2 separate regions of the Homo sapiens genome follow, and region 2 is linked to region 1. The links are chromatin loops, found by intact Hi-C in ENCODE. Cell type or tissue: pancreas. All regions are shown on one strand. Each heading gives the region's core, and the rest is flanking DNA. Links, peaks and the distances in the headings are about the cores only. Region 1 holds the start of LOC124902143 (a long non-coding RNA gene). Region 2 has its middle 22 kb from the start of PTENP1-AS.

Region 1 (11,796 bases), core at 1,839-9,838:
CATATCATATTTTTAGGTTCCACTCATGCTGAAAGTGAAGGACATTATACATGGGCATGAGTCACTGGAGGTCATTCTTGGAATTCTGCCTACCATACCAATGGAGATCAAATGCCAGGAAAGTCAGGAATAGAAATTCAGAGAGCATACAATCAAATATATTAAATTAGAATTCAAAACTATTCAAGAGATGGTTCAGAGTTTTGGCCAAGCAGTGGATCAAATTTTCTTACTACTGCTTAATCAAGGATACAGTACAGAAGTAAAATGAATTGATCTTTATTAAAATGGAGCAAAGACCAGGTCTAGGAAGGAAAGGCAAGAAGGTGGAATAGATTTGCTCTTACTGGAAGAACACTGGAGATTCAAGACAAGAAACAGAATTGTTTTAGTCCCTGAGTTAACAAATAAAAGAAAGATGAGACCAGAACAGTTGTCAATGAAGGAGCAGTGAAGTAGAAAGGAAGGATGGAGTGAATGTGGAGAGCACTTTTCTGAAGAGAATAAACTTAGTTGTCAGATGAAAGGAGATTTATAATTAGCTTTGTCCTTACAAATTTTGAGGTAACTTACCATGGAAATACTTTTTCTTATCAGTTGATTAATCTGGGGGGAGGTAGCATAATCCTTTGAAATTCCAGTGCGTAGAAAACTAGGCTCGACCTCAAGATGAAGCCTCAAAAAAGAAATGTCTGTTAGAATCCAGTTAACAGGAGAACACCTACTGCGACTTTATTATCAGCAAGTTGGTGAAAACTTCCTGAAGAAGAAATGTGGGATGATACAGAAACTGATTAAAGTCTCAGAACAGCAAATAGTTTCTCCTCTTGTGAATTAATTCACCTTCCACAATTAAACAGAGATAACTCAGGGTACCTCAAATACTGATGAGCTTGACAGAAATGAATTGCCACCTAATTCCATTGATGGAGAAAGATAAGACAATGAGCAAAGAAAAGGGACTTTCAGAGAGAAGAATTGTTGAGAAGGTAGCAGTCCTTTCTCTTTCCATGAGGTAGTTGCTATTCATTACTCTGTGATGGGGACTGGGAACACAAGAATCACCACTTAGGGATTAATGAATTCAAGATCTGTACCTTCCATTTTGATCCAAATTTGAACTTAAATTTATTCAGGACACCAACTGAATACTTCTACCTAAAGGTAAAACTCATATCATATTTCCCTCCCAAGCTGCATTTCCTCTGAGTTCCTGACTTGACGGAGTCATTTATTTGTACAATATATGAACGCTGAGAGTTGTGCCACATTTCTCTCTCTTTTGCCCTGGACATCCAATTTTTATGCAACACTTTCATTTCTAACTCCTAAATATCTTAGTTTACTATCTCAATCACTGCAACCACTGACATGTTTATGCCCTTTTTACTAGCTTGCCAAATAAATATAAAAGAGCTCATTAATCTCTCTAGTTCCTTATTAATCCTCATTTCATCTAATCTAGTATTAGTATTATACCCAAGTATAATCTTCCAAATTGCAAAAATCTGTTTCTATCACTCTTTCTGCAGCATCCTTCACTGGCTCCCCCATGGTCTACAATATATACAATCTAAGTTTTAAAAAGAAAAAAACTTATGACTATCCCTTATTTTGAAAAAAGGAAAATTAGTCCTTTACTAGAAAAATAGCACTGTATTATAATGTCAAGTTCACACTAGAGTCTACGATGGTGTCAAAGAGCTCTATATTTTTCTTCTTGAGTCACTTTGATATCCTCCCACAGTAAGACCATTACAGTTGGTGTATTGGTCTGTTCTCACACTGCTATGAAGAAATACCTGAGGCTGTGTAATTTATAAAGCAAAGAGGGTTAATTGGTTCACAGTTCCACATTGCTGGGGAGGCCTCAGAAAACTTACAATCATGGTGGAAGGCAAAAGAGAGGCAGGCACCTTCTTCACAGGGTGGCAGGATGGAGTGAGTGCCAGCAGGGGAAATGCCAGATGCTTGTAAAACCATCAGATCTCGTGAGACTCACTCATTATCATGAGAACAGCATGGGGGAAACTGCTCCCATGATTTAATTACCTACACCTGGTGCCACCCTTGACACGTGTGGATTATAGAGATTATAATTCAAGGTAAGATTTAGATGGGGACACAGAGCCAAACCATATCAGTTGGGTACTGAGAAGGACATACTGTATTAATCATGCCTTCTTATTGTCTGTATTTTCTAATGTTTTGACATCCATATTTTCTGATGTTTTGACATCTGGGGACTTGCTGATCTTGGAGGGACTGACCCTCTCAGGGTTAACTCATTCCTAGGGGTAGCAAACTGCTTTCCCTAGAGCATGCCTTTCATATCAAATCAACCAATCCAAACCTCTACTCCAACCCACCTTCTTTATTGGGCTCTCATACTCTGAGCCCCTATTCTCCTACCCTAATTACCACAGGGCCAGGTACTAAACAACTTGAGATAATCCCTACACTTTGTAGCCTGCTCAAAAATTTAAACCAGCCAATGCTAAACCTATTTAGCCTGTGTACCCTGCCTCACTCATTTGTTCAGTGAAAACCACAATAAAGTTTCTTGCCAATGTTTCCTGTCACTCCTTCTATCTTCTGACCCACTGTTGTGATTCTTATTGCTATGATTTTTTTCTAACTTGGTCATGAGGTCTCTCTTTTTAGACTAGCCATAAACCAATATAGCCACTCTCTAGGAGACCTCTGACTCAGGGGAGGGGGAGTTAGATTCAGGTGTGAGTGTCAGGTGAGACACAGTGGAGGAAGTGAAAACAAAATGCATGAAAGGAAGAAATTTATTACTCACAGAACCCAAAGAGGTTAGAGAGGCCCAAGAGAAGTGTGAAGATGGCACGGAGCTCATCCAGTTGAGGAGGGAAGAGAGGGCACAGGCAAGGGCAAGAGGGGGTGGGTGAGGGCCGGTGGAACTATTCCTTAGGCTTTCCTATGGGGGTTATGGGTCAGCTACTTTAAATGTTTCAGAAGGAGGAAACTTACTTGCAGGACTCTAGCATTGGCCATTAGGCTTTATCATGGTCAGCAGCTCTGGAGTGTGTTGGGTTTTGGGTCAGGGGAATGAGAAACAGACCATATAGCTGACAACCACACAGGGAGAAGTTTTAACTGGGTCAAAGATGACAGAGTATGACTGGGTTTCAAATAATTTGTTTCAGGCCTTAAAAAAAAATTGGGGCCAGGCACAGTGGCTCACATCTGTAATCCCAGCACTTTAGGAGGCTGAGGCAGGTGGATCACTTTGAGGTCAGGAGTTCTAGACCAGGCTGATCAACATGAAGAAATCTCTACTAAAAATACAAAAATTGGCCAGGCATGGTGGTGCACACCTGTAATCCCAGCTACTTGGAAGGCTGAGACAGGAGAATTGCTTGAATCTGGGAGACAGAGGTTGCAGTGACCCAAGATCATGCCACTACACTCCAGCCTGGGCGACAAAGCGAGACTCCATCTCAAGAAAAACAAACAAACAAAAAAACTGGGCCTGTGTGGCCCTGCATAGTGTGTCATGCCCCTTCTTCTTGGGAACTGTAAGTAACAAACTGTATTTTCAGTGGCAGCTGTCTCCTGATCCATTAGCTCTACCATACCTGAATAATAATAGCACTCATATTCTAAAACACTTGCTTCTTATGAGTAGGAAGAATGGGTCAGTGCTTCAGAATCCCAGACATGTCCAAAGGAAGAGGTGAAGAAAACCAAATGACCAGATCATACCCAGCCTGATTGAAACACACACAATATAATCACCCCTTTGTCTCTATGTGTTCACCAACTCTGCAAGTACACCTGTGTATAGTATGCTGACAAGCTCTGTCTTCTTCAATCTGCTAAATCGTTTTCTACTTTCCTACATTGCTGTGGGCCAGGAGAGCCCTGGATGTAATGGAAAGTGGGGAGGGGTTAAATCCGTCTAGGAAGGAGATGGATGGGTAAAAAAAAATTGTGTAACATATACAAAGGTTTCTATGATTACAAGCCTACTATGAAATCCAGTCACACCTACCACTCACAGTCCCACTTACTTTGCTCTAAGCAACACTGATCTCCAAACATGCTGTGCATAGTATTTCCCTTACACGGCACACCTGCAAATTTATTCTGCACTTTCAAATATAACTTAAAACAATAGCACTACATGAAATGTGCCATTTTCCCAAGAAGATTGTAGACTCTTTCCCCTGTACTCGCCATACCTTACACAATTCTCCCTTTCTGCAAATACCAAATTATGTTTCTTGGTATAGTGATCTTCCCATGGGCCTACAAAATCCATGTGGTCAAATGACATGCCTTTCCGTTATTCCTTCCCTAGAATCTTCTCCTATGCCTGACATCCATGTTTAATGAATGATCAGACACAATATAGGAAGAGGGATGCTGACTTTTATGTTTATGCCTCTATTCTCAGGATCTGAAACAGCACCTGATATTTAACAGGTGTTCACTATGTGTCTGTTAAAGAAAAAAAAAAAACATTAATGTCTACAATGATTTGATCCTGGGTTTGCCTCTTCTCTCCTTCTTCCTCCAAAGTATATTCCTTAAATTTAACAACCCTTGCCTTCCTTTTCTGTCTAAGGGCTACTGGTAGGTAGGATAATGACTCCAAAAGCTGTCTATGTCCTAAACCTCAGAACCTGTAAATATGTTACCATACATAATAGAAGATAATTAAGTTTGTAGATAGTTTAGTGTGCTAATTAGCTAACCTTGAGGCAGGAAGATTATCCTGACTTATGCAGGTGGGCTCAGTGTAAACACATAGGTACTCAGAAGTGACTATGGTGAGAGTGATGTGAGAACTTTACCTGCTGTTGCCACCTGAAGATAATGAAAGGGGCCATGAGTCAAGGAATATGGGAGGCCTCTAGAAGCTAGAAGAGAAAAAAAAAAAACAAAACAAAAACATATTCTCTCCTAGAGCCTCCAAAGAGCAAAGTGCCAATGAGACCCATCCTGGACTTCTAACCAAAAGAATTGTAAGATAATAAGTTTGTGTTGTTTTTAAGCCACTAAGTTTGCAGTAATACGGTACAGCAGTAAGAGAAAACTATTATAAGGCTCTATTTCGAAGCAGCTGAAAAAAGGCAGCTGATGAAGGAAGTCGCGCTGGGAAGTAGCCTAAGAGGCAAAAGTACAAAGACAGGAGTTTGAATCAGATGATGCCACTTTTAAGGGTGGATTTGTCAGAGACATATGAACCAGAGCAACTCCATCTTAAGTAGGAGCTGGGTAAAATAAGGTTGAAACCTACTGGGCTGCATTCCCAGATAGTTAAGGCATTCTAAGTCACAGGATGAGATAGGAGGTCAGCACAAGATACAGGTCGTAAAGACCCTGCTGATGAAACAGGTTGCAGGAAAGAAGCCAGCCAAAACCCACTGAAACCAAAATAGTCACAACAGTGACCTCTGGTCATCCTCCCTGCTACATTCCCACCAGTGCTGTGACAGTTTACCAATGCCGTGACATCAGGAAGTTACCCTATATGGTCTAAAAGGGGGAAGCATGAATAATCCATCCTTTGTTTAGCATATAAACAGGATATAACCGTAAAAATAGGCAACAAGCAGCCCTCACGGCTACTCTATCTATAGAGAAGCCATTCTTTTATTCCTTTATTTTCCAAATAAACTTGCTTTCACTTTATGCTATGGACTCCCCTTGAATTCTTTCTTGCTTGAGATTCAAGAATCCTCTTTTGGGGTCTGGATAAGAAGCCTTTCCTGTAACAGCTTTCTGGTGATTATGAAGAGACCGTAGTGAGGAAACCCCGGAACCAAAGGATAACTTTGGGTAAGTGTTGGGGTCGTGTAACATCTTCCTGGCAAACCCTGAAGGGATGATACTAAGGAGACCTCCCCCCAACCCAAGGAAATAGACTGCAGCACTGATTGGACAACTTTGGATAAGTGGTGGAGTACCTACTCAGGTAAAGAATGGGATTGGGATAGAGGCCCAACTTAGGGGAGTTAGAGTCTCTCCTAAGACAGAGTGGGTTAAAGGCCCCTCTTAATAAAAGGCAAGGACACTTGAATGACCTTGGGTTAGAGGCCCAATTTAGGAGGATTAGAGTCCCTTTCTAAGATTTAGGGGGTTAGTGGCCCCTCTTAGAAAGGTCACTCTGGGTAAAGTCCCTTTGAGCTAAGAACGGTATGTTAACTGCTATTCTCTTTGGATTAATCTGCCTTGAACTCCTTGCTGACAGCTGTGGGTAACAGGATTAGGCAGGTACAGGACCATTGGACATGGGGAACTATTTCTCCCTAAAACGGAAAACTTGAGAGCTGATGGGACTGCTGGAAAAGATCCTTCACAACTATCAAGCGGCCACCTGAACTGTTCAGTGTCACTGCAATGGGTGGGTCTTTCTCTGATCTCTCTGAGTGCCTCCCCTTCCCCACCCTGCCTCAGGCAATGCTTTCCTCTTTCTGTCTCTCCCTGTCTCTCTTTCTCTGTGCAAACTGGTTGAATTAATGGTAAAAAATCACTGTTTATCTCCTATAAAGTTTTGATTAATGGAAGAAAGGATTTTTGATGCTAGACTTAAGCTGCAGCAAATCTGATGTGCTTTGTGTGTTTTTCTGTATTATTCTGTCATAAAGAGGGGTACCTTATGATAGAACACTGGCTTAGGACGCTTTTCAAGGCAGAACAGCAAACTGGTCTGTTACAAACTTTGCTGCAGTTTCCTGAGAAAAACTGGATGAGTTTTTTTCTTGTCTTGCATGTCCTTGGGAACTTGAAGCTGTAAGCATGTGGCCATGTTTTCTCTTTTCACAATGGCATCCTGTGTTCAGGGTTCAATTTCTGCCTCGGGATGAATTTTTTTTATCTTCTTCTGTGTATGTATTTACATGTATTATGTGTGTGTGATGTTTATTTCTAAAACAGCATTGATTAATGGGTTTAATGAGAGCTTAAATCAAATATTTTGTCAGAAAAGTAAAAAGTATAATGCCTTTTAGTTCATGTGACTTAAGTAATTTTCCAGAAATAAAGACAGTTTTAAAGATTATCAGTAAAATAAAAATATCTTCAAAAATGTAAACATTTGGCTTAAATTAGGCAGGTCAGATATTAAGATTGCTAAATGCTTGAAGGTCATAAACTGCTTCTTTAACTTTTGAAAGCTGTTCAATTTACCTACCTTGAAGCCATTAGATTCTAGATAAGACCTGGGGACCTGCGGAGTTAGCCACGCCCCCTAGCTATGCTGGAGTCAGCCTTTATCTGCACTTCTGCCTGGTGTATCCCAGGCTAGGCTTCACACCTAGTACATAATTAAAATCCCAAATTTAGCAACTTTTGGTGAAAAACCTTGGTAAGAGTCAACATTATAACATGTAATTGATACTACTGAAGAAACAGTTTTATATGCAATTATGTAAAGAAAGTGAAATGGCCAGGTGCGGTGGCTCACGCCTGTAATCCCAGCACTTTGGGAGTCCGAGGCAGGTGGATCATAAGGTCAGGAGATTGAGACCATCCTGGCTAACATGGTAAAACCCTGTCTCCACTAAAAAAATACAAAAAAAAAATTAGCCGGGCATGGTGGCAGGTGCCTGTAGTCCCAGCTACTTGGGAGGCTGAGGCAGGAGAATGGCGTGAACCCAGGAGGCGGAGCTTGCAGTGAGCCGAGATCACGCCACTGCACTGCAGCCTAGGCGAAAGAGCGAGACTCTGTCTCAAAAAAAAAAAAAAAAAAAGAAAAATATTTTTAATTAAAAAAATATAAAGTCATGGGAATTTAGATTTTTGCCTAGATTAAAGCATTAAAGGATGGTTTCAAGTTAGGATGAAGCTGACTGTTCAAGAAAGCTGTGGAAGGGTTGTGAAAAAATAACTGTAAAAGAGATTCTGTGTGCAAACATTGGCTAAAATTAAAGGGGTATTATTCAGTTTTTCTGGAAACTGAACATTGGAATAAAAGCACTACTCTACTCTTTAACAAAAACTTGTAAAGGGTTATAAAAGGTTTATAAAAACCTTACCTTATGGTCAATATGATTAGGATTGAAGACATTTGTCTATAAAGTTTTACTAAGAATTGGGTTTGACATCAATAATGCACAAATGCAACAGTGACATTTGGCTTATTTAATATTACAATAATACAAGAAGCATTATCAAATACAAAATGGCATTTGGGTTTCTTTGGGCTGTATTTGTATAAATGTGTTACTGGTACATGTTCCAAAATTATTTTTAAAAATTCTTTAATCCTGATATGACTTAGTGTATGTTATTAATAATTGTTCATTAAAATCATTGTGTCTCAGAGGCAACCACATTTTTCTAGTCAATTTTGGCTTTAATTGTGGCTGTCCTAAGACTTTTGGTCATCCAAAAGTGGTCTTGTTTTGGTTCTCTTTAAAAGGTGGTTTAGAATTAACTGTAGGACTCTACTGGTGCTTTTAAATGCAGATTTCTGATAAGTTTGGACATTGTGACATCAGAACAGAGGGAAACCTTTCAGGACTCAGGGAGAGCTAAAATGTTCATAAATATCAAGCAGAACAGAAGTTAACTGCATGGACTAAACTAGCAAAAGTCTAAAGTAACCTTTTTAACTTTTTGTGTAAAATGTTGCTGATCTTTTGTGTTTCAGAGTCAAGAAAACTTTTGAGCTATTATAGCTTTTAGCAATTGAGTAAAGTATACTTGTGTGAACAAAATTGAGAGCATATTTTTTTCTTTTTACCTGATTTCTCTGGATTTTGTAAACTAGTTGTGAGTATTCTTAATTTATGGCAATATAGTTATTTGCATGAGTGTAATAAGAATCTGTTGGGTTTTGTTTTGTTTTCTTTATTATTATTATTATTTTTGGCAACAAGACACAATTGGAGAAACTGATTATTTTACGAAGACTTTGATGGAATGGTATACTCTCCTTTAAGGAATCAAACTTGACTTGCCAAGTCAATAAAAGCCCCTTGGAGAAATGGCCTCAGACCTTTGCTACAACAGTCCCTGTACGTGATTTCTGACCTGTGGTAAGTAAATAATGTCACCTTCTAACAGGTCCAGGAGCCCCAAGTTATCTTGGGACCCCAAGAGGAGAGGAATTTACTAAACTCATAGGTATTTGAGGGTACAAACCCATGGTAGGGCTCAGCTCAAAAAGAGTCTTATCTAAGATTCCTTCTAAGAAACAAAGTTTCATCAAAGCCAGTGTTAAAAGTCTATGTGAAAAATAATTATTCTTGCTGTACTTTATACAAATAATCAGGCCAAGTATAATAAAGCAAATTAGTCTCACTATGACTTATCTTTAGTGAAAATGGAAAACAGGAGAGAGAATATTATGTTTCAAGACCTATGTTACACTTGTTATTAAATTCTAGTCTCATCAGTTGTTAAGTTTGTTTCTGCAGTTTAGGCTAACCCTGCTTCTTCCTGTGAACCAACCGGTGATCTTTGTTTGCTACTCTGAAAAAACAAGACATTTTGGTAATGTAAAAATCTGGATCAGTATTCTAATTCTGGGCATGTATTGGAATTGGCTAACCACCTCATGTCAGCTTGGTTCCAGTAGTTGCCCAGTTCATGAAGAGCCTTATAATTTAGTTTATTTGGGATAATTTTGCTTATTTTGTTATATTGCTGTTTTACTCTTTGTGTAGGAATGCAGACTAAGCTTGCTAAATGTTTTCTTAAACTAAATACTTATTAGTCTTTCAGATATCACCTTTCATCAGGACTCAAGAGTTCTGAATGGCCTTCATCATACTGAGGCTTTCTGACTGAGCTCCTCTCTACCCTGAACACAGAGACCCTAATAGTTAGGCAGGAATATCATTTCCCCTATTCAGCCTGAAGAAGTTACAGAAGATGAATCTTTGTCCCCCTACAACCTTAGGATTAAGGGTTCTCTTATAAAAGGGAGGGAGGAAATGTCTAAGACATGTGAACTAGAGCAACTTCATCCTGAAGAGGAGCTGAGTAAAATAAGGCTGAAACCTACTGGGCTGCATTCTTAGACAGTTAAGGCATTCTAAGTCACAGGATGAGATAGGAGGTTAGCACAAGATACAGGTCCTTAAAACCTTGCTGATAAAACAGTTTGCAGTAAAGAAACCAGCCAAAACCCACCAAAACCAATATGGCCACGAGAGTGACCTCTGGTCATCCTCACTGCTACACTCCCACCAGCGCCATAATAGTTCACAAATACCATAGCAACATCAGGATGTAACCCTGCATAAATAATGCACCCCTTGTTTAGCATATGATCAAGAAATAACCATAATAATAGGCAACCAGCAGCCCTCAGGGATGCTCTGTCTTTGGAGTAGCCATTCTCTTATTCCTCTACTTTCTTAATAAACTTGCTTTCACTTTACTCAGACTCCTCATAAATTCTTTCTTGCACAAGATCCAAGAACCCTCTCTTGGAGTCTGATTGGGACCTTTTTCTTGTGACAGATTCTGCCAGTTTCTGTTCTTGGCAGGTTCCATTTCTACAAATTCCTCATCTCTATAGGTTTAGGATCAGAATGTTCCAGCAGGGGAGCATTACAGCTGTTTCAATCCTCAGGGAGACTACTCATCTTGGGAATAATTCCTTCCTGGAGTGATTGGAAAATAATTCCTAAAAGAAATTGAAAAGTCAAATTGTTGAACGGTAAATTCACCATCACGTTTACCATAAAGCATGTAGAGAAATGGAAATAGTTACACATCATGGTTGAGAGTGCAGGATTTGCAGTCAGACAGTTTCTGGCACTTAGTAGCTTTAGAAAGTGACTTAAGCCCTCTAAGCCCTCAGTTTTCACATCTATAAAATGAAGTAAATAATATAAGCCTCTCAGAAGTGGAGTGAGCGTTGAATGAAATAGTATGTGAGTAGTTTAACGCAGAGACTGGCACTGACATAAGAAACTATTGTGATAGAAGCAGAGCAGAGAAAATATTTTGAATAGCTGTATGCATGGCAATTTTTTAACCTCTTTATTCGTGGCAACTCATTTAATTGCCACAACAAACTAAGTACTTTTATTATTTCCATTGTTATGGACTGAGCTATGCTACCCTCTTCATTTCATATGTTGATGTCCTAAGTCCCAGTGCCCCATAATGTGACTATATTTGGAGACACGGTCTTTACATGGATAATTAAGTTAAAATTAGGTCATTAGGGTGGGCCCTAATTCAATATGGCTGGTGTCCTTATCAGGTTAGGACACAGACATGCATAGAGGGAAAACCAGAAAAAAGGTATAGGAGAAAAAATGGTTATCTACAAGCCAAAGAGAGAGGCCTCAGAGGAAGCCAACTCAACAAATTTTAAAATATGTATTTTGGAGAACAAAATTATTAGAAAATATTTACAACAGAAAAAAAAAATTTCTTCTAGAACTGAGCTGGTCTAAAGGTGCATATCTTGGTAAGGCTCTGTGAAGAAATGACCTAATCTGGAGAGAAGCTGTTGGGACACTCGTCTGTGTGTGGCCTGTGGCTCACAGGGGTGGGTATTCTCAGAAAGCACATGGGAAAATCACCGTCCTGGTGTGTCCAGGCTCTGGGAACAGGCTCTTCCTCGTGGCTTTCACATGGGTTTCCTGGTGGGCTATGTAGTCACTTTCTGCATCCTTCTTTTAAGGGCTCATGAACGTCACAGACCCTGAGATACCGGTCTCACTGTCCTCAACTATCAAATGAGGAGGTTGCACCAAAGAACCCCTAAAGCCCCTCCCACCTCTAATCGCCTATGGGACTGTCCATTCTTCTTAAGGATCATTATAGACACACAGCAGGGAACATAAAGTAGAC
Region 2 (11,796 bases), core at 1,900-9,899, 49 kb before region 1:
TGTCAGTAAAGCACCAGAGAGAGAAGAGAAGCAAGTACAGGAATTTCAGCATCTGCTAAGAACATCTAATACATAAGCCAACATGGCATCTTTAAGACCCAGTACCTTGGAAGGGACAATGACATCACTTCCTGAATCCTCCTAGTTTTCTATTTCCATGCCCTGCTTCCCTCAACATCCAGAGCTGGAAACACCTCCATCATTCCTCTTCATGCCATGGCCTCCCTGCTCCTCTTCTGTGTGGCCTTTTGTCTCCTGGGAACAGGTGAGTTTGGAAAACAGATGGGGAAATCACTGCCTTAAATTTTCCAGGTTCTGGATTAAGCCTATCCATAGAGATTGCAGCTTGAAGACATTTACCAGTCTCTGTCTTCAGTTTCTGTCTTATTTCTCCACAGGGTCCATGGATGCTGATGTTATCCAGACCCCAAGGAATAGGATCACAAAGACAGGAAAGAGGATTATGCTGGCATGTTCTCAGACTAAGGGTCATGATGGAATGTACTGGTATCGACAAGACCCAGGACTGGGGCTACGGTTGATCTATTGCTCCTTTGATGTCAAAATATATAAACAAAAGAGAGATCTCTGATGGATACAGTGTCTCTTGACAGGAACAGGCTAAATTCTCCCTGTCCCTAGAGCCTGCCACCCCCAACCAGACAGCTTCTAGGTTACTTCAGTGCCACCAGTGATTTCCACAGTGCTTCTTGGCCACCTGCTCTCTACACAGAAAGACAGACACATGGGTGAGTTGTTTGCTCTGAAGGGTACCTGGATGTGGTTTGTGGGATGTGGGGTGTTTAGAGCTTTCAGTGGTTTTAGGTAGTGTGAGCTAAGGGCCACTTTGGATCAATGTCCTCAAGCCATGTGATGAATCTGAAACCACAGAATCAATCTCCCCTATTTTATTCTTCCTAGGGAGCTAGCCCAATGGTGACCTTTCAGGAGAATGAACTTGAGCATTTGACAGAAGCTCATGATTTTCAACAAGAGCATTTCTTATAAGCTCAATACAACGTAGTTTTTATAGTCTCTTTGCCATTATCTCCACCTGCTTTGCAATATCCCACACTTTGTTCTGTTCCCACAGACAACTCTTTTATCCTGTCTAACCTTTCTCTGCCCCAGTTCTTCCAAGCTCAGCTCCACCATTTAGCTCTATATTTGATTGCCTTTCTACTAAAAACAAAATAACTAGCTTGTTTTCTAAAACTTCACTGTAAGTAAATTTAATTATCATTAAATCTGACTCAGAAGCTAAAGTTCAAGTATCAGAGACTGATTTACAAAAGTAATTTTTCATCTACTACCCCACACTTTCATCTCTGCTGAGATTCATTTTAACGTGCAGATGCAGACAGACTTGCAATATTATCTGGATGTACTGAATTTCAAAAAATAAAATTCCCTGTCCCCAGTATGAGGTCAAAGCTAGGAGCTTGGAGGTGCCTGTTTTCTTTCCAGGCACTGGAATAATTCCCTGGTTCCCCTGCCGTGGGAGTTCTTTTAGGAGCCAGGGAGGCCCAGGCACATTGATCAAGGACTGCCAGAGCTTGATGTAAAAGTCTTCCTGAGAGTCAAGTTGATGTCGTCCTCATGGGTTTTGTCTTCTTGTCCCACAAGCCTCAATTATTTCAGCAAAAGAATCCATGGGACTTGGTGACTGTTCAGAAAGAAAGAATCCAACTTGTTCCCTTTTCTACCTGTTCTCATGTGAAAAGAATGTTACGCTTAGGGATTCTTTCTCATCTGCTTTCTATTTAAAAAGCAGGTTTCTCCAGAGTTTTGTTTCCTGCTTTCTATGCACACCTCGTCAAGTCTTATCAGCAATAATTCTTTCCTCATAAGCTATTAACTATCCCAATTAATTGTCTCCTGGACATTTCTGATAGATTACCCCAGGATTTTTCCTTCTGCCCTCCTTTTTCCTCAGTATACATATTTTTCCTCAACCTTCCCATTCATTGTCATGACAACTTCTTTCACAGGTTCCTGCCTGGCAAATTCAACTATCTACTGGACACTTCCAGCTGGATGCTCCACAGGCAATTCAAACTCAGTTTACCCCTGAAATGAACTGTCTCTCCATCCTTGCACTTGCCCATTTTGGCCACACACTGTATTTCTATCTCAGTGATTGGAACAGCCATTCTAGGTTCCTCATTTTTGCTATGCCTCATATTAAATCAGTTTCTAAATCTATTACTTCTATATCCCACATTGTCATGGTTTGTGTTCTCCAAAAGCAGATTTTGAGAGGGAAATTAGTGTGCGGGAATGTTTGTGGAAACTGCCCTTGCAGTCCACGTGGGCAGAGAGAAATGGGGCAGAGGGAGAAGTTGGGCTGTGCTGTATCCTCAACAAAGTCCTTCACTGACCCCACAGGGAGCTCTGAGTCTGGATGGTCCTTTAGCGCCATCCCAAGGTGAGATGGCAGGTCTTATTCCCACTTTCCTTGTAACCATGTCATTGTATGAGTTGCTCTGAGAAGCACTCATGAATTTAATGGGGAGGAAGTGTCTCTTTAGAACAAGGCCATTCACAGAGAGATGTCAGCATCACAGTTTCTAATGCACACATATTTGTCTGATTCAGCTACCCCTCTCCCTCCTCATTGCTTCTACCTCAGTGCAGACCCTCATCATCCATTGCCTAGAAATAAATGCAATGCCCTCTCCCTGGCTTACTAGCTTCTTACCTCTTTCCCTTACCCTATTTCTCACATTGCCACCAGCATGACCATGTACGATGTTCCTTACACAATACACAAAGCCCTTCAGAAATAGTTCTCAAACTAAACATCTGGCCAAATTGGCCGAATTCACTCCAGCACTTTAGACTCTAGTTCAATTGAACTTTTTATATTTCCCTGAATATACCACGCTGAATTGCACAGGTGTACTTTTGCCAAAGCTCTTTCCTTCATCTGAAATGAGCTTCTCTATTCCTTTTTTGTCAAAACTAATTTTTTAATTTCAACTTTTATTACAGATTAAAGGGCACATGTTGTGCAGGTTTGTTACATGGGTAAATTGCGTGAAGCTGAGACTTCAGGTCCCAACGATCCGATCACCCAGGCCATAAGCATAGAATCCAACAGGTGGTTGTTCAGCCCATGCCCTGCTCCCTCCTTCCCCTGTCTAGTGAGCCCCAGTGTCTATGGTTTCTATCTTTACAATCATGCGTATTCCATGTTTAGCTCCCACTTAAAAGTAAGAACATAGTATTTGATTTTCTGTTCTTGCATTAATTGCTTAAGATAATGTCCTCCAGCTCCATCCATGTTACATAAAGGGAATGATTTTGGTTGTTTTTTTTTTGTTTTTTTTTTTACGGCTGCATGGTATTCCATGGTGTATATGTACCACATTTTCTTTATCCAATTCACTGTTGATGGGTGCTTAGGTTGATTCAATGTCCTTGCTATTGTGAATAGTGCTGCAATGAACATAATGGGTACATGTGTCTTTATGATAGAATAAATGATTTCCCTTTGGGTATATACCCAGTAGTGGGACTGCTGAGTCAAATGGTAGCTCCATTTTAAGTTCTTTGAGAAATCTCCAAACTGCTTTACACAGTGGCTGAACTGGTTTGCATTCCCACCAACAGTGTATAAGTGTTCCCTTTCCTCTGCAGCCTCACCAACATCTATTATTTGAAATAAATCTTGAGTGCCTGGCTAATCCTCACACATCCTTTAATTCTCAGGTCAAAGATTATCTATAACAGTTTTTACAACTTCTGTAGACAAAGACTCAGCTTTTCTCTTGTGTGTGATAGTTTATGCATTTCAAAGTTATCATAGTTGTTATGTTCCTTCATATTTCTTTTCTTTAGCTTTTATTTTAGGTTCATGGGGACATGTACAGGTTTGTTAAACAGTTATGTGCAAACTGTGATGATGATCGCATTATTTTATGGTTGCATAGTATTCCATGATGTATATGTACTATATTTTCTTCATCCAGCTTACTGTTGGATGAACCTTTAGGTTGATTCCATGTCTTTGCTATTGTGAGTAGTGCTGCAATGAACATCTGTGTGCATGTGTCTTTATGACAGAATGAGTTCTATTCTTTTGGGTATATACACAATAATGGGATTGCTGGGTCAAATGGAAGTTCTGTTTTAAGTTCTTTGAGGAATCACCATACTGCTTTCCATGATGGCTGAACTAATTTACACTCTCACCAGCAGCATAGAAGCAATCCCTTTTCTCAGCAGCCTCGTAAGGATCTGTTATTTTTTGACTTTTGATAATAACCATTCTGACTGGTGTGAGATGGTATCTCATTGTAGTTTTGATTTGCATTTCTCTAATGATTAGTGATGTTGAGCATTTTTCATATGCGTGTTGATCACATGTACACCTTTTGCTGAAAAGTGTCTGTTAATGCCCTTTGCCCACTTTTTCATGGAGTTATCTGTTTTCTGCTTGTAAGTTTAAGTTCCTTATAGATTCTGGATATTAGACCTTTGATGCATACACAGTCTGCAAATATTTTCTCCCATTCTGTAGATCATCCATTTACTCTGTTGATAGTTTCGTTTGCTGTGCAGAAGCTCTTTAATTCGGTCTCATTTGTCAATTTTTGATTTTGTTGAAATTGCTTTTGGTATCTTCATCATGAAATCTTTGCGAAGTCATATGACTAGGATGATATAATATTTCCTAGGTTATCTTCCAGGGGCTTTATAGCTTTAGGTTTATATTTAAGTCTTTAATCCATCTTGAGTTGATTTTTGTATATGATATAAGGAAGGGATCCAGTTCAATCTTTTGCATATGGCAAGCCAGTTATCCCCAGCACCATGTGTTGAATAAAGAGTTCTTTCCCCGTTGCTTGTTCTTGTCAGCTTTGTCAAAGACCAGATGGCTGTAGGTATGTGGCATTATTTCCTGGCTCTGTATTCTGTTCCATTGGTCTATATCTGTTTTTGTACAGTACCATGCTGTTTTAGTTACTGTACCCTTGCAGTATAGGTTAAAGTTGGGTAACATGATGCCTCTAGCTTTGTTCGTTTTGCTTAGAATTGCCTTGACTATTCGGGCTCTTTTTTGGTTCCATATGAATTGTAAAATATTGTTTTTTCTAATTCTGTGAAAAACATCGTTAGGAGTTTGATAGGAATATTAGGTTAATGCAAATGTATTTGCAGTTTTTGCATTGTTGAAATTTGCCATTTGGTATTGAAATACATTCTTAAGTAAATGTGGTTATGTTATACATCATTTTAATGCACGTTTTCACTTTATGCTTTTTGCTAATTACTTATTACTTGATACTTATTTGGTATTTATTTTAGACTATCCACATGGTGTTAGACAAAAAGCAGATTAGAGAGATTTTCTTATTTGAGTTCAAAATGGGTTGTAAAGTGGCAGAGACAACTCGCAACATCAGCAACGCATTTGGCCCAGGAACTGCTAATGAACATACAGTGCAGTGTTGGTTCCAGAAGTTTTGCAAAGGAGACAAGAGCCCTGAAGATGAGGAGCATAGTGGTGGGCCATCAGAAGTTGACAATCACCAGTTGAGAGCAATCATCGAAACTGATCCTCTTACAACTAGGCGAGAAGTTGTCAAAGAACTCAAGGTTGACCATTCTACAGTTGTTCAGCATTTGAAACAAATTGGTAAGGTGAAAAAGCTTGATAAGTGGGTGCCTCATGAAGTGAGCAAAACTTTTTTTAAATTGTCATTTTAAAGTGTCATCTCTTATTCTATGCAATGAACCGTTTCTTGATCAGATTGTGACATGCAATGAAAAGTGGATTTTATATGACAACTGCCAACAACCATCTCAATGGTTGGACCGAGAAGTTCCAAAGCACTTCCCAAAGCCAAACTTGCACCAAAAAAAGGTCATGGTCACTCTTTGATGGTCTGCTGCCAGTCTGATCCACCACAGCTTTCTGAATCCCGGAAAAACCATTACACTTGAGAAGTATCCTCAGCAAATTGATAAGATGCACCAAAAATTGCAATGTCTGCACCTGGCATTGGTCAACAGAAAGGGCCCAATTCTTGTCCATAACAACACCTCACCGCAGGTTGCACAACCAATGCTTCAAAAGTTGAATAAATTGGGTACAAACTTTTGCCTCATCTACCATATTCACCTGACCTCTCACCAACCAACTACCACTTCTTCAAGCATCTTGTCAACTTTTTGCAGGGAAAATGCTTCCACAGCCAACAAGATGCAGAAAATACTTTCCAAGAGTTCGTTGAATTCTAAAGCATAGATTTTTATGCTACAGGAATAAACAAACTTATTTCTCATTGGCAAAAAATGTGTTGATTGTAATGGTTCCTATTCTGATTAATAAAGATGTGCTTGAGCCTAGTTATAATGATTTAAAATTCACCAAAACCACAATTACTTTTGCACCAACCTAATACCATCGAATCTATATTGCTTTGGGCAGTATGGCCATTTTAATGATATTGCTTCTTCCTATCCATGTGCATAGAATGTTTTTCCATTTGTTTGTGTCGTCTCTGATTTCTTTGAGCAGTGTTTTGTAATTCTTGTTGTAGAGATCTTTCACTTCTCTGGTTAGCTGTATTCCTAGATATTTGTTGTGTGTGGCAATTATGAATGGAATTATGTTCCTGACTTGGCTCTTAGCTTGTATGTTTTTAGTGTATTGGAATGCCAATTTCTTAATGTTGATTTTGTATTTTAAAACTGCTGAAGTTGTTTATCAGATCAAGCAGCTTTAGGGCAGAGACTATGGGGTTTTCTAGATATAGGACCATGATCTGCAAATAGGGATAGTTTGACTTCCTCTCTTCCTATATGGATGTCTATTTCTTCCTTCTGCCTGATTGCCCTGACCAGGACTCCCACTACTATGTTGAATAGGAATGGTGAAAGAGGGTATCTTTGTCTTGTGCTGGTTTTCTTTTTATACTGGCTCTTCACAAGGCTATATATTCTTTAGTTAAGAGTAGACATCTCGATGGACCAGTGACTATCACCCTATTAACCAGTCACAGGAGCACTGCCATGCATTTGGTATTTTAGTTTTCGGGTATGCTATCACATCACAGAAGGCCTGGTCCCCTCCCCATCACCTGCAGCCGGACTTGTCTTTGATTCCTACCAATCACCTATATTAGCTGTGCCTAAATTCAATATTCCAACTGGGCGTAACCACCCTAAGGTGCTAATTAATTCATACTTGAAGGACATAACAGTAATTAATAGACAAACACACACAACCGCTCCCCTTATTGGACTTTTAAAATAAAAATCTGCAATGCCCCCTCCCCCATCTCTGACTCCATCAACCCAGGAAAAAAGACACCTTGCCAAACTCCAAAAACAAGTAAGCCTTAATTCAACTCTGCCAGACCCCAAAATATTTGTATTTTAGCTTTGGTTATCCCCAACAGCTACCCCTCAACTAATGCAAATTTTTTAAAGAAACTAAGCCCCCACCAATGTAATTCTACTTTTACAACAATTATATCTAATATGCATGCCCATCCATTACTAAGCCCATACCCTAAATTTACACACCCCAAAAAACCTGTGACTTCGTACTACACCAACCACTCGCCAGTACTAACATCTACTCCACCAACTCCTGCTAACTCAACTTTAAATCCCTGAACCCTACAACTGTGAATATTGCTTGTATCTTCTTCTATACTCCAATTTTGCACTTAACATATATACAGTTAATGTAGCTTAATTATTTAAAGCAAGACACTGAAAATGTCTAGATGGGCTTATACAGCCCCGTAAACAGACAGGTTTGGTCCTGGCCTTTCTATTAACTCTTAGTAAGATTACACATGCAAGCATCCCCATCCCAGTGAAAGTACCCTCTAAATCACCTTGATCAAAAGAAGTAAGTATCAAGCATGCACAAATGCAGCTCAAAACACTTTGCCCAGCCACACCCCCACGGGAAACAGCAGTGATAGATCTTTAGCAATAAACAAAAGTTTAACTAAGCTATACTAATATCCAGGGTTGGTTAATTTCATGCCAGCCACCGCGGCCATACAATTAACCTGAGCTAATAGAACTCGGCATAAAGAGTGTTTTAGATCTATCCTTAACAACGCTAAGCGTCATCTAGGTTGTAAAAAACCCTAGCTGAAATAAAATAAACTACGAAGGAGGCTTTAATACTTCTGAAGACACAATAGCTGAGACCCAAACTGGGATTATATACCCCCCAATACGCTTAGCCCTAAACTCCAATAGTTAAATCAACAGAACTATTCACCAGAACACTACAAGCAATAGCTTAAAACTCAAAGGACTTGGCGGTGCTTTATATCCCTCTAGAGGAGCCTGTTCTATAATGGATAAAACCCAATTTGCCTCACCACCTCTTGCTCAGCCTATATACCACTGTCTTCAGCAAACCCTAGCAAAGGCTGCAAAGTAAGCACAAGTATCTACGTAAAAATGCTGGGTCAATGTGTAGCCCACGGTGGTAAGAAATGGGCTACATTTTCTACACCCAGAAAATCTCACGACAACCCTTATGAAATCTAAGGGCTCAAGGAGGATTTAGCAGTACATTAAGAGCAGAGTGCTTAATTGAATGAGGCCATAAAGCACGCACACAATGCCCGTCACCCTCCTCAAATATTACTTTAGAGATTAGTTTAACTAAAACCCCTACTTATTTATATAGAGGAGACAAGTCGTAACATGGTAAGTGTACTAGAAAGTGCACTTGGATGAACCAAGGTGTAGCTTAACACAAAGCATCTGGCTTACACCCGGAAGATTTCACCATAATTTGACCACCTTGAGCCAACTCCAGCCCTAAACTTAACTAATAGTACTACTGAATAACCTTAATCAAACCATTTACCCAAACAAAAGTATAGGCGATAGAAATTTTACCCTGGCGCAATAGACATAGTACCATAAGGTAAAGATGAAAAAGTTAACCAAGCATAAATAGCAAAAATAGACCCTTATACCTTCTGCATAATGAATTAACTAGAAATATCTTTACATAGAGAACCAAAGCCAAGGCCCCTAAAACCAGACGAGCTACCCAAGAACAGCGAAAAGAGCACACCCATCTATGTAGTAAAATAGTGGGGAGATTCATGAGCAGCAGTGATACGCCTCCCAAGCCTGGTGATAGCGGTTGTCCAAGATAGAATCTTAGTTCAACTTTAAATTTACCTACAGAGCCACTTAATCCCCCTGTAAATTTAACTGTTAGTCTAAAGAGGGACAGCTCTTTAGACATTAGGAAACAACCTTCATGTAGAGAGTAAAAAACGTTATCCCCATAGTCGGCCCAAAAGCAGCCATCAATTAACAAAGCGTTCAAGATCAACATCCAACCACTCTAAATTCTAATCACACCACTGAACTCCTAACACCACATTGGACTAATCTATTACTTTATAGAAGCAATAATATTAATATAAGCAACATGAAAATATTCTCCACTGCACAAGCCTACATCAGACCAGAATAACCCACTGACAATTAACAGCCTAATATTAATAATCAACCCAACAAATTTATTATTACCTATACTGTTAATCCAACACAGGCATGCTCTAAGGAAAGGTTAAAAAAGAAAGGGAACTCGGCAAATTTTACCCTGCCTGTTTACCAAAAACATCACCTCTAGCATTATTAGTATTAGAGGCGCTGCCTGCCCAGTGACATATGTTCAACAGCCACAGTACCCTGAGCGTGCAAAGGTAGCATAATCACTTGTTCCTTAAATAGGGACTTGTATGAATGGCTCCATGAGGGTTCAGCTGTCTCTTACTTCCAACCAGTGAAACTGACCTGCCCATGAACAGGCAAACATGAATAAATAAGACGAGAAGACCCTATGGAGCTTTAATTTATTAATGCAAACAAAGCTCAAATAAGCCCACAGGCCTTAAACTACTGTCCCTGCATTAAAAATTTTGGTTGAGGTGACCTCGGAGCATAATTTAACCTCCGAGCAACCTATGCTAAGACTAAACAAGTTTACGTGAATTACTATACATATATTGACCCAATAATTTGATCAACGGAACAAGTTACCCTAGAGATAACAGCGCAATCCTATTCTAGAGTCCATATCGACAATAGGGTTTACGACCTCGATGTTGGATCAGGACATCCTAATGGTGTAGCTGCTGTCAAGGGTTCGTTTGTCCAATGATTAAAGTCCTACGTGATCTGAGTTCAGACCGGAGCAATCCAGGTCTGGTACATGTGTATTTAAGTCCTCCACACCTCCCATCTACAAGTCTCTTTAGAACAAAGAAAATATGTTTGGTTAAGAGAAGGCTGGAAAAAGAGGGGGTTTTACTGGACAAAAAATGTATAGAGACTTATGTAGCAATTATTATCTGATATTAATATCTGATGGTACTACATGATTGAGAAATAGAGTGAAGTGACATAATCCCAAACATACATGGGAGAATGTTCGGGGAAATCAAAGCTGTTTTCCTAATGGAATCTGAGTTTTGAAAAAGAAGACATGCAAAGGGGGATGTATACATATGAAAATATATGAAATATTTCTGTTTTAATTGTTAACACACATTTATATACTCATATATTGAAGTGAGTCTATAATATATTCTAATCAGAATATTTAATAAGTTAAGTTTATGGCTGGAGTCCTAGTTTTAGTATTAGAGGCAAAGAAGCAGAGTTGGAAGGAGGGGAATGAATTATGCATGCTGTATTTGAGGGTCTTTGGAACTTCCAAATGCTGGTAGAGTACACAGTTGGCACTCTGTATCAATGGGGTCCTCATTTGCAGATTTAGTCAACCTCAGATGAAAAATATATTTTAAAAATTACAAAATAACAACACAACAATAAAAATACAAAATTTAAAACAGTGAGGTATACCAACTATTTACATGGCATTTACATTGTATTAGCTATTAAAAGTAATCTAGAGTTGATTTAAAGTATACAGGAGGATGTGCCTAGGTTATATGCAAATACTATGCCATTTTATATAAGAGATTTAAGCATCAGTGGATTTAAACTAATCCCCCATGAATACCGAGGGACCACTGGGTTGAGAACATGGTGCTGAAGCTCATAAAAAGCCCTTGCTCTGGGATTCAGACATAAGACACTGCATAAAAGCTCAACACACATCCCCTATAGTCAGTGTCTGTGATTCTCTGGAATCAAACTCTATTCTGTGAAAACAGGAACTGTGATGACACAGGCTATTCTTGGCATGGGAAATGAAACCTCAGAGGTAATCCTACTTCCATGTGGTCCCAGAGCCCTGAGCTAGGAGATGTTTATCACTATTTGGGAAACCAGAACCCTCAGTCTTTCTCCCTTGTGCCTCATCTGAAGACAGGTGAGTCCTTTGCCATCATATGAAGTCTTAATTTAGCATTGCCACATTCTGGTTCCAGATCTTTCCCTCCTGGCTGAATATTAAGACTGCATTTTATCTCTTGTCTTTCTTGGTATCTCTTCCCTATGCAAACTTCATGAACACTGGAAGGACCACCATGTCCTGAGAATCAAGAAGGCTCCATTGAGAAAGGGTGTTTTACTAGAACAAAAATGTATAGAGATATATACAAGGATTATAAATAATAATGTCTGTCTCTGTAATTATTCACACTTAGCAATTCCCAGCACCTTCTCCAGAGACTTCCCTATCTAAACCAGAAAGGTAGTCTTTGGGGAAAGTGTTTTCATCAATAAAAGGCAAGCTATGCATGAGCTATTCCTGCACTGGGCAGCAAGGAGTGAGTAGACAGTTACCTCTGCCTTCGAGTACCCCTTCATCTGACTAGG

Evidence for each region. Hi-C counts contacts between places; a loop is a spot of excess contacts. Peaks named below come from ENCODE experiments on the same cell type or tissue, not always from the same donor. Only the 100,000 strongest peaks of a DNase experiment are listed, where the experiment ranks them.
Region 2: it touches region 1 in a loop (2.0-fold over the local background); 3 of 110 quality-filtered maps call a loop at or near these places.

What each region holds. Positions count from the first base shown.
Region 1 is chr9:33,698,415-33,710,210 of GRCh38, forward strand. LOC124902143 (a long non-coding RNA gene) reads left to right here and starts at 6,465. Exons shown (of 2, transcript XR_007061463.1): 1 at 6,465-6,863; 2 at 8,859-11,796. In pancreas, for the core only: no CTCF peak of the experiment used is centred there; no DNase peak of the experiment used is centred there.
Region 2 is chr9:33,648,915-33,660,710 of GRCh38, forward strand. It overlaps the pseudogene TRBV24OR9-2. Among named protein-coding and RNA genes, the nearest start is that of PTENP1-AS, 22 kb to the right of the region's middle. RefSeq lists silencers at 2,237-2,531, 7,757-8,051, 9,683-9,883. In pancreas, for the core only: no CTCF peak of the experiment used is centred there; no DNase peak of the experiment used is centred there.